Regions from separate parts of the Homo sapiens genome. Here all the other regions are linked to region 3. Evidence: chromatin contacts called from ENCODE Hi-C data. All regions are on one chromosome and are shown on one strand. Each heading gives the region's core, a stretch centred on a gene start or an enhancer-like site at or near the end of the contact. The rest is flanking DNA. Distances are from core to core; before and after follow the strand shown.

Evidence for each region. A loop is a pair of places that touch in the nucleus more often than their neighbours do. Pooled maps may share reads with other maps.
Region 1: a map of B cell shows a loop between it and region 3 (25-fold over the local background). The contact joins the promoter of PHLPP1 here to the promoter of TMX3 in region 3. A Hi-C loop is called at or near these places in 3 of 168 maps with a recorded cell type or tissue (B cell, CD4-positive, alpha-beta memory T cell and naive thymus-derived CD4-positive, alpha-beta T cell) and 8 of 50 pooled maps.
Region 2: a map of CD8-positive, alpha-beta T cell shows a loop between it and region 3 (6-fold over the local background). The contact joins the promoter of CNDP2 here to the promoter of TMX3 in region 3. A Hi-C loop is called at or near these places in 2 of 168 maps with a recorded cell type or tissue (CD4-positive, alpha-beta memory T cell and CD8-positive, alpha-beta T cell) and 9 of 50 pooled maps.

The regions. Positions count from the first base shown.
Region 1 is chr18:62,713,391-62,718,251 of GRCh38, reverse strand. It overlaps PHLPP1 (PH domain and leucine rich repeat protein phosphatase 1), which reads right to left and starts at 2,711. Exons shown (of 17, transcript NM_194449.4): 1 at 993-2,711. The coding sequence starts at 2,568. RefSeq lists silencers at 1,128-1,247, 1,348-1,447, 1,758-1,897, 2,108-2,337, 2,688-2,977 and enhancers at 1,328-2,290, 3,248-3,357, 3,448-3,507.
Region 2 is chr18:74,494,677-74,498,985 of GRCh38, reverse strand. CNDP2 (carnosine dipeptidase 2) reads right to left here and starts at 2,623. Exons shown (of 12, transcript NM_018235.3): 1 at 2,555-2,623. RefSeq lists enhancers at 1,515-1,614, 1,998-2,510, 3,068-3,337 and silencers at 2,108-2,157, 2,288-2,797.
Region 3 is chr18:68,712,760-68,717,549 of GRCh38, reverse strand. It overlaps TMX3 (thioredoxin related transmembrane protein 3), which reads left to right and starts at 2,442. Exons shown (of 16, transcript NM_019022.5): 1 at 2,442-2,614; 2 at 3,650-3,704. The coding sequence starts at 2,569. It also overlaps a transcript of CCDC102B not described here. RefSeq lists an enhancer at 2,115-2,184 and silencers at 2,385-2,514, 2,695-2,794.

The DNA.
Region 1 (4,861 bases), core at 1,462-3,961, 6.0 Mb after region 3:
GAGAACTTTATTTTAAATAAAATTCCTTATCACTGAGAACATAATTATTCAAACCAGAGGAGGAAAGGGATGTAAAACTACTTAGAAAACTCAAGTACAATATCCAGCATCTATAGCTCCTGAATTTAGTACTAGCCAAATCTTCAGCCAAAAGAGAAACATTACATGGGTCACCCCTAGTCAAGAATTTGCTAATGTACTGAAACAAGACGGGGGAAGATTTCAGGACACATCTGAAGAAATAGCAACCACTTAAATCCTTCTTGTGAACCTTCCTGCAAGGCGTATTGCGGTGGTCAGTTCTGACCATAAAGGCTGGAAGAAAATGAGAGAAACAGGCAAAATCTTTTTTTTTATGCAAGACAAACTTGCAGACGAAACAGAAATCGAGCAAAAAAAGCGCTGGGGAAAAGTATCAGTTAAAAAGGCACCCTTTTGTCAGATTTCTAATGAGGGCTCCGTGGGTAATTTATGAGTGTGGCAGAGCTGAATAAACAAAGGCACCAGTTGACAAGTCAGGAGCTCCCGGTGGCACATACAGCTAGAACGCTCAACTGGACAGTCAAATGCAGGCAAAAGTGTGATAGAGCATTTTTATTGTCATTTCTTCTGTCCGTCTTATGCTCACGTGACAGTTTACCTGAAATCCCAAACTGCCTGAAACCCAACATGCCCCTGAGGAAGCACCTTTATGGTTAAAGGTGCTCTTGCCGCTTTCAGAGGGATCTGCTTCCTGTACTTCCTGGTGATTCAGCCACCTCTTTCACATTGCTTTCCAACCTCTGAGCCCTCAAGATTGATAAAACGTGCAGATTTAAAGATTGCTCAATCTAGTACTACACAGACTGTATGAAAAAGCTGTAAAGTTTAAGACAAAGACTCATCAGGACCCGCACTTACTCTTGGGTTGGGCAAACTGACAAGCAATTTGAATCACTCCTCGGTCCTCGGCAGCTTTTGCAACCACCCGTCAAGGCAGGTGACTTCCTTACCTGCATAGAAGCGGATGAGGCAGCCAATCTCCGAGTCCATGCCTTCCTCCTGCACCCTCCACAGCTCCCCAAATCCCAGTTGGAAGAGGTAGTCATTTTGGATCTGCAATGGCTTCTCCTCCGCCTCCAAGCGCCGGGTGGTCTCTCCGTGGAGCTGCACGTACAGGGTGGGCGGCGGGGGCGGCGGAGGCGCCTTCTCCGCGGTCACCCCGCTCCTCCCGGGGGTAGACTGGAGGCCTCCCGGGGCCACGGCTGCCGCTGCCTTCTCCTCGCACGACCCCTCGCGGACGGCCCCGCCCGGGCTGTCAATGGCCCTCGGGGCTTTCTGCTGCGGCTGAGGCGAGGAAGCCGTCTGGGGAAGCGGGAGGGGCTGCGCGGGGTGGCCGGGACGGCGGGGCTGGCCCGGGACCCCCGTCGGGGCCGAGGCTGCGTCGGCCTCGAGCTCTTCCGACGACGACGAGGAGCCGCCGCCGCTGCTGTAGGGGTCCAACCGGTCAGACACGCTCTCGGCGCTGGGACTCAGACTGAAGCTCTCGGTGTCGGAGACCACAGGCCGTGGGGCGCGGGGCGAAGAGACAGGGCCCCCAACGAACGGCTCGCCGGGGCTGGAGTCCGAGGGCGCTGGGCTGGCGCGGCGCGACCACCCGCCCGGGCCGCCGACGGGCAGGGGTAGGTCGGCGGGGGGCGCGCGCGGAGGCCCCCCGAAGGCACCCGGCGCGCTCCTCGCGGGCGGTACCTCCGAGTCCCGCGGCTCCGGGGGCGCCAGCCGGGGGCCGGCCTCGGGGGGCGGTTCAGCGGGCTCCCGGGCGGCGGCGGCTCCGGGCCCCTGGCCCAGCACCTTCACCACGCCGCCGCCTTTGTGGCCCAGCTGCAGCAGGCGGGCGGCCACCTCGCCGGCCGTGGTGTCCAGTGTGCAGAGCACCGGGCGCAGGTAGGTCGAGGCCATGTGGCGGTCGAAGACGTGCACGCAGCCGCGCTGGAGCTGGTGCCTCACCCAGTCCCGGTCCGACGGCTGCAGCTGCAGCGTCTGCCGGTGCTTCAGAAGCAGCGTCTTCCTGTCCAGGCTCCGGGTGCACAGCGACGCCGAGGCCGAGCAGGAGGCGGGGAGGCCGGCAGCGCCGGGGGAGTGCGAGGCAGCAGCGGCCGAGGACGACGACGACGAGGAGGCGGCCGCGGCGGCCGCGGACAGATTCCTCTTCAGCCGCCCTCTCCTCAGCAGGAGGGAGTTGGCGCCGCCGCCGGCCCCGGGTACGGGGGCAGCCCCGCCGGCAATGGGCTGGGGCGCCCCGCGCCGCCTCCTGCGCCCGGCACCCCCCGCTCTGCCCGGCAGCGGCCCCGGCGGCGCCTCGCCTGGGGCCTCTTCCCGCGCCCCGCTGCCGCTGCCGTTCCCGCCGCTCGGGGCCGCCGGGGTCAGCGCGGGCTCCGGACTCCGGCCGCCCCCGGCCGCCGCCGCCAGAGCCGCCGCGGCCGCCGCTGCTGCTGCTGCTGCCGCAGCGGCGGCCGCCGGAGCCGAAGCTCGGTCCTCCCTGCCGAGCTCGGGGAGTCGCTGTACCGTGGCCGCGGCGGCGGGCTCCATTGCAGTGGGGCTTCGCGTTTCCCCCCCAGCTCCGGAGGCAGCGGGCGGAGAGGGAGGCGATGAGGCGGAGGTGGGAGACGGCGGCGGCGCGCGGAGAAGGGAGAAGCCAATGGCGTTGTGCGCGGCCGTTCCAGGGGATTATGTGGCGATTCGGAGCATTCCGTCGGTGTCTCAGTGTTCCATCCCGCGCGCCCGCCTCGCCGCCACCGCCCCCCCGACACACGCCCTCCCCGCCCGGGTCGCGGGCTCCCCAGCGCCGGCCCCGCCCGCTACCCCCGCCTCAACCCGGCGAACCAGCCGCGGATCTGGGCTCATTGAATATTAATCATGCGCCGGGAGCGGGAAGGCGGGAGGCTGGCAGGGCGGGAGGGCCGCGTGTGCCTCATAAATATTCATCGCCGGCATGACGGCATTCCAGGGAGGAGTGGGGAGAGCCAGGGGATGGCCGGAGGCGGAGCTTCAGGGTAAACAAACGTGACGCGTGCGTACGAGGGCGGGGTGGGGGGCAGTTTCCCGGGAGGTTCCTGAGCCGGCCTCGGAGAGGGCAGTGAAGACCGACGCGCGCGGTAAACCTTGGGAGTTGTGGTTCTCGTAAGGGGATCGGCAATCCCGAGGGAAACATGGTGGACTACAAGTCCCAGCGGTCCTTTGGTTCTGCTTCTCCTGGCCGCCAGCAGCTGGCCGTGGCCAGTGAGTATTGTGCCCTCTGCCGTTGAACTCTGTGCCAGAGTTCTTAATGAACACGAATGCTCATGTTCATTAACTTGTATTTTACCCGCACTCCAGCTTGCCAGATGACTTTTATTTTCCCTACTAATTAAAGGTGAGGGCTTTCAGGGACTGTAAACGTACGAAGGTCGCAGGTCCTGGTCCTCACCTGCGCCCATTGTATGAGATAGAGATACACACCCGTCACACCACAGCATCACTGGCAGTCTGAGTGGGCCAACCTCACTTTTTCCCCACTTTTTCAAGACCCAGGAAGACAGGCAGCGTCTGGGAATTCTAACTGAGGCTGTCGTTGAATGTGCTTGTTCGAAGGCACAACCCTAAGTCTGTCCTCTCCCTCTCCTGTACCTGAAAAGGAAAATAGCAAAGGACTGAGGTTTCATTGTTTCCCATTGCTCTTGAAGTCTGAAGTAGTTTAATGACACAGAAAGCACTGGTAAGTAGAAGAAACATTAGAATGGAGTATGAGATGGGCTTTTTCCACGTGTTCTGTCTTAACGTCTTCTCTGGTTTTTTTCTTTCATCATTCAGGGAAAAAAAAAATAGTTTCTACTGCCACAATGTTTAGTCGTGGTCTGAAAAGTTGTATTTTTCGTCAGTTGAATCAATGTTGTAATCATTGGGCAGTTTACTATTTAAAAGAATGTTGTACACCTTTTTAATTGAATTACCATTCCCCCAATTGCTTTGTAATTCGGGATTTTTCTTTTCTTTTTTTCTTTCTTTTTTCTTTTTTTCTTTTTTTTTTTTTTTTTTTTGGCCACAGAGTGGGTCTGTCGTCCAGGCTGGAGTGCGGTAGCGCGATCTGGGCTCACTGCAACCTCCGCCTCTCGGGCCCAGGTGATTTTCCCACCTCATCCTCCGAGTAGCTGGGACTACAGGGCTTGCCACCAAGCCCGGCTCATTTTTTGTATTGTTTTAGTGGGGGTGGGAAGTCCCTTCATGCTGCCCCGGCAGGTCTCAAGCGATCTGCCCGCCTCAGCCTCCCAAAGTGCCGAGATTACAGTCGTGAGCCACCGCGCCAGGCCCTAAATCCGGATTTTCACATGTGAAACTTTTAAACAGTTTTAAACCACATACTATCTATGACCTGTTTTAACCTCAATAAAGTGACTAAACTTGCAGATGAAGAGTGAAGGGGGTTGGAGAGAGAGACCAACTGGAACTTACCGCTTAGGTTATCACAGTTTCATTGAACAAGAATGAAGAAGCTGTGGAGATAAAAATAAATATTTCTCAATGATTTTTTACATTCCTGATGATTTTCTGTATTTTCATTTAAAGTTTCACCCCTTAGCCTCATGAATCTATTAATAATATGTATTTTATTTAAATTCAATCAACAGCAACATATGAAAAATTAGGGAGATTGCAAGTTCTCCCAAGAGTGATAACATTTTCAAGTCAATTAATTTAACAGATAATTACAAACATTTATTATGTACCAGTCACCGTGTTATAGCAGTTGAATAAATCACACACTGTCCCTGCCTTCATAGAGTTTACAGGTTAGAAAGAATAACATTCAAAAAATGCAGCAGAAGTACAGAAGGGGAAAATACAA
Region 2 (4,309 bases), core at 1,374-3,873, 5.8 Mb before region 3:
TTTATCCACCACGACACCAAGCGTGGCAACTGTTCAAAAGTGGCTGTTGCTGTGCAGGGTGATGAAATCGCAGGGCACTGCAAGTTGCAAATGTGATTTCTATGTGGGTGGGACATCCAACCACTGCCTTCTCAAGTGCCCTCTTCCTCCTCTTCAAACACTAGCCACAGAGCATGGAATGGTTATATACCTCCCAGCCAGCTCGGATCTTTCTGCTGAGGCACTCATTTGGAGGAGCCTCAAGTAAGATGGAGCCCATGAGCACGCTGGAGAGGCGTTTATCAGTGTTAATAAATAACACTGTCATCCACCTGTTGCCAAAAATGTACGCAGGGAAGCTACCTGTTCACATTAAAGGAAATCCTATTTAGCAGGACAATATGCTACATGTGGTGATTTTCATCTGGGTTCCTGGTTATTAAATGCCACAAATCCCAAGCTCACTGTGGTACATTCTCATTAATATTATTCTCTTGTAGTCAAATTAACCAGTGGCATTGTAGCTAAAGTCACTCAAAAATATAGTCACGTGCCACATAACATTTCCATCAACAACAGCGGTGGTCCCAAAAGATTATAATGGAGCTAAAAAATTCATTTTCTGTCTAGATATGTTTAGATACACAAATACCTACCACTGTGTTACAACTGCCTACAGCATCCAGTAAAGGTACATGTACGGGTTTGTAGCCTAGGAGCAATAGGCTACACCATATAGCCTAGGTATGTAGGAGGCTGTACCATCCAGGTTTGTGTGAGCGCAGCTCAGGATGTGCACACAACAACGAATCGCCTAACAATGCATTTTCTTGGAATGTATCCCCATCCTTAAGCAACATATGACTGTAATTATCTAAGTTACGACTTTCACTAAAAGAGAGGAAACAGGGATCAGATTGTTCCACCATCAGAGATGGGCTAAAAAGCAACTCCTGTTAATCACTCATCCAGTCAAACCAGGCTAGGCCAGGTTCCAGTTTCTCCTCCCATTCACACTTCTGGGTTACTCCTGTTTCACTTCCCCCCACCTCCCCCGTTACAAAGCCATTAAATGGAACCATTTTTATATGCTCTGGAGAACACCACTAATTAAGGTAAAAGCAGTATGCTGATTTAAGCAAAAGCATTATCCTTTTAAATGACACCTCACTCCCCTCTAAAAATCTAAAGTTCATACGGAGTAACTTTATTTATTTATTTAGAGACAGGTTGTCATTCTGTCACCCAGGCAGGAGTGCATTGCTGTGATTTTGGCTCACTGCAACCTCTGTCTCCCAGGCTCAAATGATCCTCCTGCCTCAGCTTCCCAAGTAGCTGGGACTGCAGGTGCGCACCACCACACCCAGCTAATTTTTGTATTTTTTGTAGAGACGGGGTTTGCTCGTGTTACTCAGGCTGGTCTCGAACTCCTGGACTCAAGCGATCTGTCCGCCTTGGTCTCCCAAAGTGCCGAGGTTACACACATGAGCCACCATGCCTGGCAAGGGAGTAACATGATTTAAATGTTGAGACTAGTGGAGGGCAGGAGAAATTGCTGTGGCACCTGGAACCGTCAGTAGTACACACAAATGAGTCTTCTAGTTCTGAGAATCTCAGTCCCTGTCCCTTGATAATTGAAGGCATATATAACACAAATAACTGAATCACACCTTCATGTCTGATTAAGAACCAATAAAAGAATCTCCAATCTGCCCAAGCTAGAACTTGATCCCTAAGCATAATGTGGACTTCTCTTCCTCCACTCCTGCCTGCAAACATTAGGGACAAGGAAGGTATTGGTAGCAGGCCCCGGGTTCTCCGCCTCTTCCTGCAGTCTATGCTTGGATGATCTACGGAATCTGACCTTGGCAGGCGGTGGGGAGTTTGGTTTGGTGGCCCTGTCTGTGAGGACCAAATATTGTCTCTATTTCACAGATGAGGAAACTGAAGCCAATTGAATAAGACACCTGCCCCAGACCATCAAGCTGGCATGGGAATTTTGTCTCCCCTCAGACGCTTCCTCCTATAGCCTTAAACGCTGCCTCAAATGCTGGCGGGAGCTAGGGACGCTGTCCAGGGCCCTTTGAACCTGGGAGGCTTCTGTCCCGCCACACTCCCCACCCCAGGTCTCCGGGAAAGGGATCCGTTGGAGAAAGGCTGGAGTTCTCAGCAGGCCCCTGGGGAGGGGTGTGGCCTGACCAGCGCTCGGCTCCCCGCAACCCCATCTCCAACCCGGGTCGTTCCACTCGACTCCACCAGGGAGGGCCACGCAGGCTCAGGCCAAGTGCGCCGCCCAGCTTGTCCCTGCGTACCGGGGACGCGCTCGGCGCTGCTGGGACACGAGTGGCCCGGAGGTGCGAGAGGCCCCGGGGCCATGGCCGTCACGGGCCTCCGCCCCCGACCGCGCGCTCGGGAACAGCCCGGACACCATTGTTCCCGCCTGGCTGCGGCCGGGCGCCCCACGCTCCCCCACGAATGAGGCGTGACTCTCGCCGCTGACCCGGGTCCTCCCCGCCCAGCCCGTTCCCAGCTCAGGGCGCCCACCCGGGAAGGAAGGTCCATCAGGAAGACCCACCTGGGAAGGAAGGCCCACTAGGCAAGGCCCTGTTACCAGCAGCAAGCGCGGCGCCGGTTCCGTACCACGTGTCCCGGCCACGACCCCCGGCGCTGGCCCGCCCCGCGGTCGCCCTGGCCACCAACCCCGCCTTGTCCGGAGGGCAGGCATCGCCACGCCCCCGCCACGCCCACCAATCCAGCCACAGGCAGAGGGGTGGTGTCACTCTCTCCCCGCCCCATTTCCGCCCTGAGCCAGGTGCGGAAGGTGACGTCACCTCTCCCAGCTCCATTTCCGTCCCGCCCACCAATCCCGGCCTGGTCCACAAGGCTTTCGCCTCGTCGCCCCTCCCCGACGGTAGACGGGGATGTGGGCGTGGCGAGGGGGCGGAGATTTCGTGGGTTGGGATTCAGGGGAGGCAGGGCACACGGGAGCGCGTGTCCGGAGCTGTGGGCTTGTGCTGTGCTTCCCGGTTGCTCTTGGGTGGGCGGGGGGCCTGGTGCTTCAACGGTGGGGTCCGAGAAGTCGCCTGCAGTGCGGCAATGGAGTCCAAAACTAGGGGGCCCTGACTCCACCCTCTGATCTCCCAGGCTCCGGAGGTCCCACGACGCTCCCATTCCCTTGCGCATCCAGCACTGCACTTTCCGTTGCGTTTCAGTCCCGGCGGAGTCGGGGCACGGACTCCTGCGGGTCACACAAGCTCCAATGAGAGGTCGGTCTGAACTGGATTAGGAAAGCGTTCGCCAGCATCGTTACCAGTAGTGGAAATATTTTAGTATTTGTGTCCCATGACCCTAGGAACTGATGAAGGAAGCAGAGCCAGCACCGTGTTTGAGCGTCTGCGACAGCGCTTTCCTTTTTAATCTTAACAACAATTCTTGGGGGTAAAATTGTTATTCCCTAGTCTGCTCACTTTTCCAATAGAGTGTTCTCAAAAGACTTTCTTTAAACTTGTACCACTACCACATTCTTTAAGGAGTGATGGCTCGGGAGTTATTATTTTTTAAAAATGAATTTAATAGTTGTAAGAGATGTATACGTTCCCACATAAAGTAAAATGTTAAAATTGTCTCCTCCCTTAAAATTTACATGGTTTGTTTCCTCTTTTTATATTTATTTATTTATTTATTTATTTATTTATTTAGAGACAGAGTCTTGCTCTGTTGCCATGCTGGAATGCAGTAGCCCAGTCTCAGCTCACTGCAAGCTCCGCCTCCCAGGTTCAAGCCATTCTGCCTCAGCCTCCCGAGTAGCTGGGACTGCAGGTGCGCACCACCGCACCCAGCTAATTTTTGTATTTTTAGTAGAGACAGGGTTTCACCATATTGGTCAAGATGGTCTCGATTTCTTGACCTACTGATCCACCCGCCTCAGCCTCCTAAAGTGCTGGGATTACAGGCGTGAGCCACCCCGTCCCCCCCATCCCTGCCTCCTCTTTTATTTTTTATTTCTATTCCACATCCCTCATAGAATTTTGTTAAATGTAACATTTTTATACTTAATAGTCTTACTCATATCCTAATCATTTCTCTACAACAGACTATGATAAAAATTTAAATTAATATTTACTTTGCTATAACCAGATGAGATTAGGCATGTTCAGGGTGGTATGGCCATAGACACTTTGCTATAACCAAAAAGCTTTAAGTATTAACATTTTTTCTTCTGGATTAAATTCTCATAATAATTATTGTACATGAATGATAAAAAGAAAAAACTATATTACACATTTTGCAAACATTGCAAAAAGTAAACATTGGTGGAAGATACATCCTT
Region 3 (4,790 bases), core at 1,193-3,692:
ATTTTCTCATTGCCTAGATCAGTGATGTGCAACGGAAATGTAATGCAAACCAAGTATATAATTATAAATTTTCTAGTAGCTACACTGAAAAATAAAAACAGGTGAGATTAATTTTAATAATTTAATTAACTCAATACACCTAAGCTATAATCATCACAACATATTATCAGTAAAAAATATTGAGACATTTTACAGTTTTATACTTTCTCCCCAATCCAGTGATCCAGTGTATATTTTACATTTATAGTACATCTCATTACAACGTCTCTAATTTCATCAGAAATACTTAATTGGTATTTATTTTATAGAGACATGGTCTTGCTCTGTTGCCAGGCTGGAATGCAGTGGCAGGATCACACCTCGCTGCAACCTCAACTTCCCTGGCCCAACTTATCCTCCCACCTCAGCCTCTGGAGTAGCTGGGACCACAGGTGTGTGCCACCACATCTGGCTAATTTTTTTTTTTTTTTTTTGAAACAGAGTCTTGCTCTGTCGCCCAGGCTGGAGTGCAGTGGCGCGATTTCAACTCACTGCAAGCTCGGCCTCTTGGGTTCATGCATTCTCCTGCCTCAGCCTCCCAAGTAGCTGGGACCACAGGTGTCTGCCACCACGCCCAGCTAATTCTCTGTATTCTTAGTAGAGACGGGGTTTCACTGTGTTAGCCAGGATGGTCTCGATCTCTTGACCTCGTGATCCACCTGCCTCGGCCTCCCAAAGTGCTGGGATTACAGGTGTAAGCCACCGCGCCAGGCCACATCTGGCTAATTTTTTAATTTTTTGTACAGATGGGGTCTCACTGTGTTGACCAGGCTGGTCTCAGACGCCTCACCTCAAGCAATCCTCCTGCCTCAGCCTCCCAAAGTGCTGGGATAATAGGCATGAGCCACCCATGCCTGGGACTTGATCAGTATTTAGATTTCATAAAATTTACAGTTGAAAAAGTAGATTCACATACCTCAGTTGTTCCAACCACATTAAAAAAACTTTCCAATAGCTGAATCGAGTGTCAGTTTTTGAGTTTACTGAAATTAAAAAAAATAAATATTCAGTTATTTCATCACACTAGGCACATTTCAAAAGCTCAATAGCCACATGTGGTTAGTGGCTACACTACTGAAAAGCACAGATCTAGGTCAACTGGCTTTTGTTGTTGTCCACATGTGAACTTAAACTGTAACGCAAATATAAGAGGAAATTATTTCACTTTGCATGCTGTGGAAGACAGAAAACTTTGAAATACATGAGAATGAAAAAAAAAAATTGAATATGGGTCATTCAGAGACCTTGCCAAGAAAGTAGAAAAGCTTCTGTATAAGAGTATCGAGGCGATGGTACTATTATAAAGCTGTTCCACCACCACCGGGAGAACATTCCCATCATTTCAACAGTCCCCTTACGTTTTAGTCTACTTTTTTCTTAAAAAAAAAAGAAAAAAAGGAAAAGAGAAAGAAAAAGAAAAATTGAATCTGTAGAGGGCTTGCGCTGGATACCATGCTGCATGCACAAAGGGGGTGACATTTAGGGCTTGCTCTCAATTAGAGTGCAATTTAATCTTCTAGTCACTAGGAATAACGACGTTTTATGACATTTTTGCCTGTTGGAATTTTGAACCTAAGGTGAACCGGCTGACATCATATCCCCCTTCTGTTGTTGTCACAGGTTTTCAAAATTTGGTTTGATCTAAATTCTCTGGTACCTTATGTCCCATAAAAATTTCATCTAGTTCGTAAGTAGTGATTGCTGCAGTAACCGTCTTATAAAAGTATATGGTTTTTACAAATCATTGTCGTATAGAAGAAAAAACAGGTAGCAATATAAATATTTCATACTACTTTATCTAGTTCCAAAATAATCAGAAAAGAGCCATCAAAAAATATCCTACGCTTAACTTCATGTTCTCAAGTTTCAAGAGAAAGTTTTTAAAGAGGCAATCCTTACTTTGGCAAAAATGCATTAAAGCTTGCTGCATTTAAGAGATGTCCCATTATGCAAACAGGTTGAAAGAATATTACAAATACGTTTTGGAAAAATACGGAGTGTCGCGCAGCTCAGCAATCCGCAGTCTTAATGCGCGCCTCTTTCCAGGAATTTGATCCAGCATCAAAACCCACAGGTGCACTCACCACACGGGAGTAACAAGTAAATGATGTGCCAGTATTCAACCTGCAAGTGCGTCGTCAGAGCCTACCTCACCCTCAGCATAACTTTCACCGGTATTCACCTTCCCGGAAACGCGCCCCAGTGAACCAGCACCGTTTTCCCTAGTAAAGCCCTTAAGCAGGGTTCCCACGCTCCTGGGCGTGGAGGGGGGCACCGAGAGCGCAAAGGATTCTTAAGACATGACTGCGCAGGCGCTGTCGCATGCGCCGCACTCCCCTCGCATGCGCCGCACTCCCGCGCATAGCCGGAGACGGAGACTGGCCGGGTAGCCCCGCCCCCGTAGTTAGCGCGGTGCTTCTCTTCCGCTCCGGGTCGGCTCCGTTTCCCTTTCCGGGCGGGCAGGCGGCGGACCCCAGTGTCTTTATCCCTCTTTTGCACAGTCAGCTTCTGCAGCTCTCCCGGGCTAGCATGGCAGCGTGGAAGAGTTGGACGGCCCTGCGGCTCTGCGCCACAGGTAATGGGGGCTCAGCGGTCGGGACGCTGGCGGGCGCGTGGGACCTGGCCCCGCCGTGGGGCCGGGATTGGACCCGGGTCTGGGGCGAGGCCTGCGGGGTTCGTGGAGATGCCCACCCATTCCCGGCAGCGTCCTGCCGCCCCCGCCGCGCCACCCTGCCTGGCCCTGACGGAGCGGACACCTTGGGGTCCTTCCGCCGCCGCTGTGCCGGACCAATGCTGGACGTGGGAAGGGCGCGCTGCCTTGTGTTTGTGTTTTTCTCATTGTGGCAGAAGTTTCAATAAAGCTTACTCCTTTGATGGGCAAGAAGGATGCCGCCGTCCCAGCTTAACGACCAAATCTTGCCTTGGCTTTAGGTTCCGAGTCTTGTCACGTTTAAGGATTTTTACCACCAGTACTCAAGAGAGGGTGGTCGAGGACAGATCAGGGTCAGGCCGCCGGGATTGTGCGGTGTGAAAAGGACCTGAGTGTGTGTCAGCGGTTCTCAGCTGCCTCCCGTCAGCATGGAGTGCCCTCATTCTCACTGGGGTCCGCTCACTTAACAACCTTTTAGAGCCCACTCTGTGTCAGGCACTGCCGTGTAATAAGTATTAGAGTTGCAGCTCGACTTTCTTCCTACGTATCTATTTGAGGGGAAATATTTTGAATGGCATTTGGAGTTTTTACGGAAGAGGTAATTGCTACTAAAGCAAAAGAAATAAAGAAGAATGCTGTCTATTTGTATTCCAAAAAGATAGGATGGTTAAAAAGAGACGTAAGATGAGAGTGAAAATATGGAGGAAAAAGGAACTGTGTGTATTAGATTTATTGGCTTACCTAGAACTTGGCCGGTCACGATATGGTTGCATACAGACTAAATATTTATTAAATGGATGAACTACCTTTGCTTTTGCATCATTTGCACCCTGGGATGCATCAGTGATGAATTTTTTGGTAGGTTGTGAAAGGTCAAAAACACTTCAGAGATGACTAAGCTTATACGGTATGAGCCAAATAATCAGCATTTATTGTGTACATTTTGTCTTTTTTTTTCAGTTGTTGTACTTGATATGGTCGTCTGTAAAGGATTTGTAGAAGATTTAGATGAATCGTGAGTATACATATATATATTTAAAATATTATTTTAACTGTCCAACTCAGATATCTGAATATTTGCATGTGATTCTAATATTTTAGATTGGAACCAATTTTTATATATCACTCATTTTTTTCACTTGTTGTAAGTGAAGGTGAGGGTGTGCCCAGAAGAGTTTTATTAATAGTTATGAGATCAAAAAACTGTGGCAAACTTTTACATATTCTTTTTTTCCTCATTATCTTACCTTGTATTTATGTCTTTTTCCTTTAATTATATTGAATGGGTGTTAGAATTTGGTAACTGTACTGTATTTATCTTCATAGTATGACAGCATTAATCAGCCTTGCTTATAGTAAGTGAGGAGGTTCACTTCAGACCCAAATTCCTGTGTGTGATCTTTCAGGCTTGACCATAGACAATTGCAAGGCTTTTTCTGGCATAGGGGAAGGTGCCCTCCCTACACCAAACTTGGTGTATAACCGGTGCATTACAGTCCCTGGAGGGAGTGGTAGTCAAGGATTCGGCCTCCCAGGCCAGCCACGCTCATTTGCATGTCTACACTCCCAACCCAGTGGTCTCTGTTTAGCAGCCTCCTTATTGGGACCTCACCTGAGGCATTTCCTGAGCACTTCTGCTAAAACATCTTTATTGAGGGTGTCAGCGGAGGCACTTTTCTACTCTAGTCCTTTTCTCTCTCACCCCCCATAAAGAGACAGAAGACTTTTGTTCAGTGCTGTAGGAAATGAGATGAATTCTCCCATCTGTGTCTCATCCACCTGACTCACCTGGTGCTGTTTCATGGGGAGAGATGGAACACTGAGGAGCTGGTGCCTCTTTTTTTTTTTTTTTTTTTTAAACCTCTTGACTTGCACTGTCACAGTAAGTGAATAAAGCTGTGATTGTTAGTTTCAGTTTAGCTTGTTGTCCTGATTGACTACCTGGACACCTGATGGCATGACCAAATGGGTGCAGTGAGAGGGTGATCATACAGTGCTGTTCTGTAAGAGCAAAAATCCTGACAGTCCCATGGGGGCACTTCGCTGCTCATGCTGTTGGGTCATGGGGGATGCTCACTGATTGTTTACAGGAAGTTTTTGA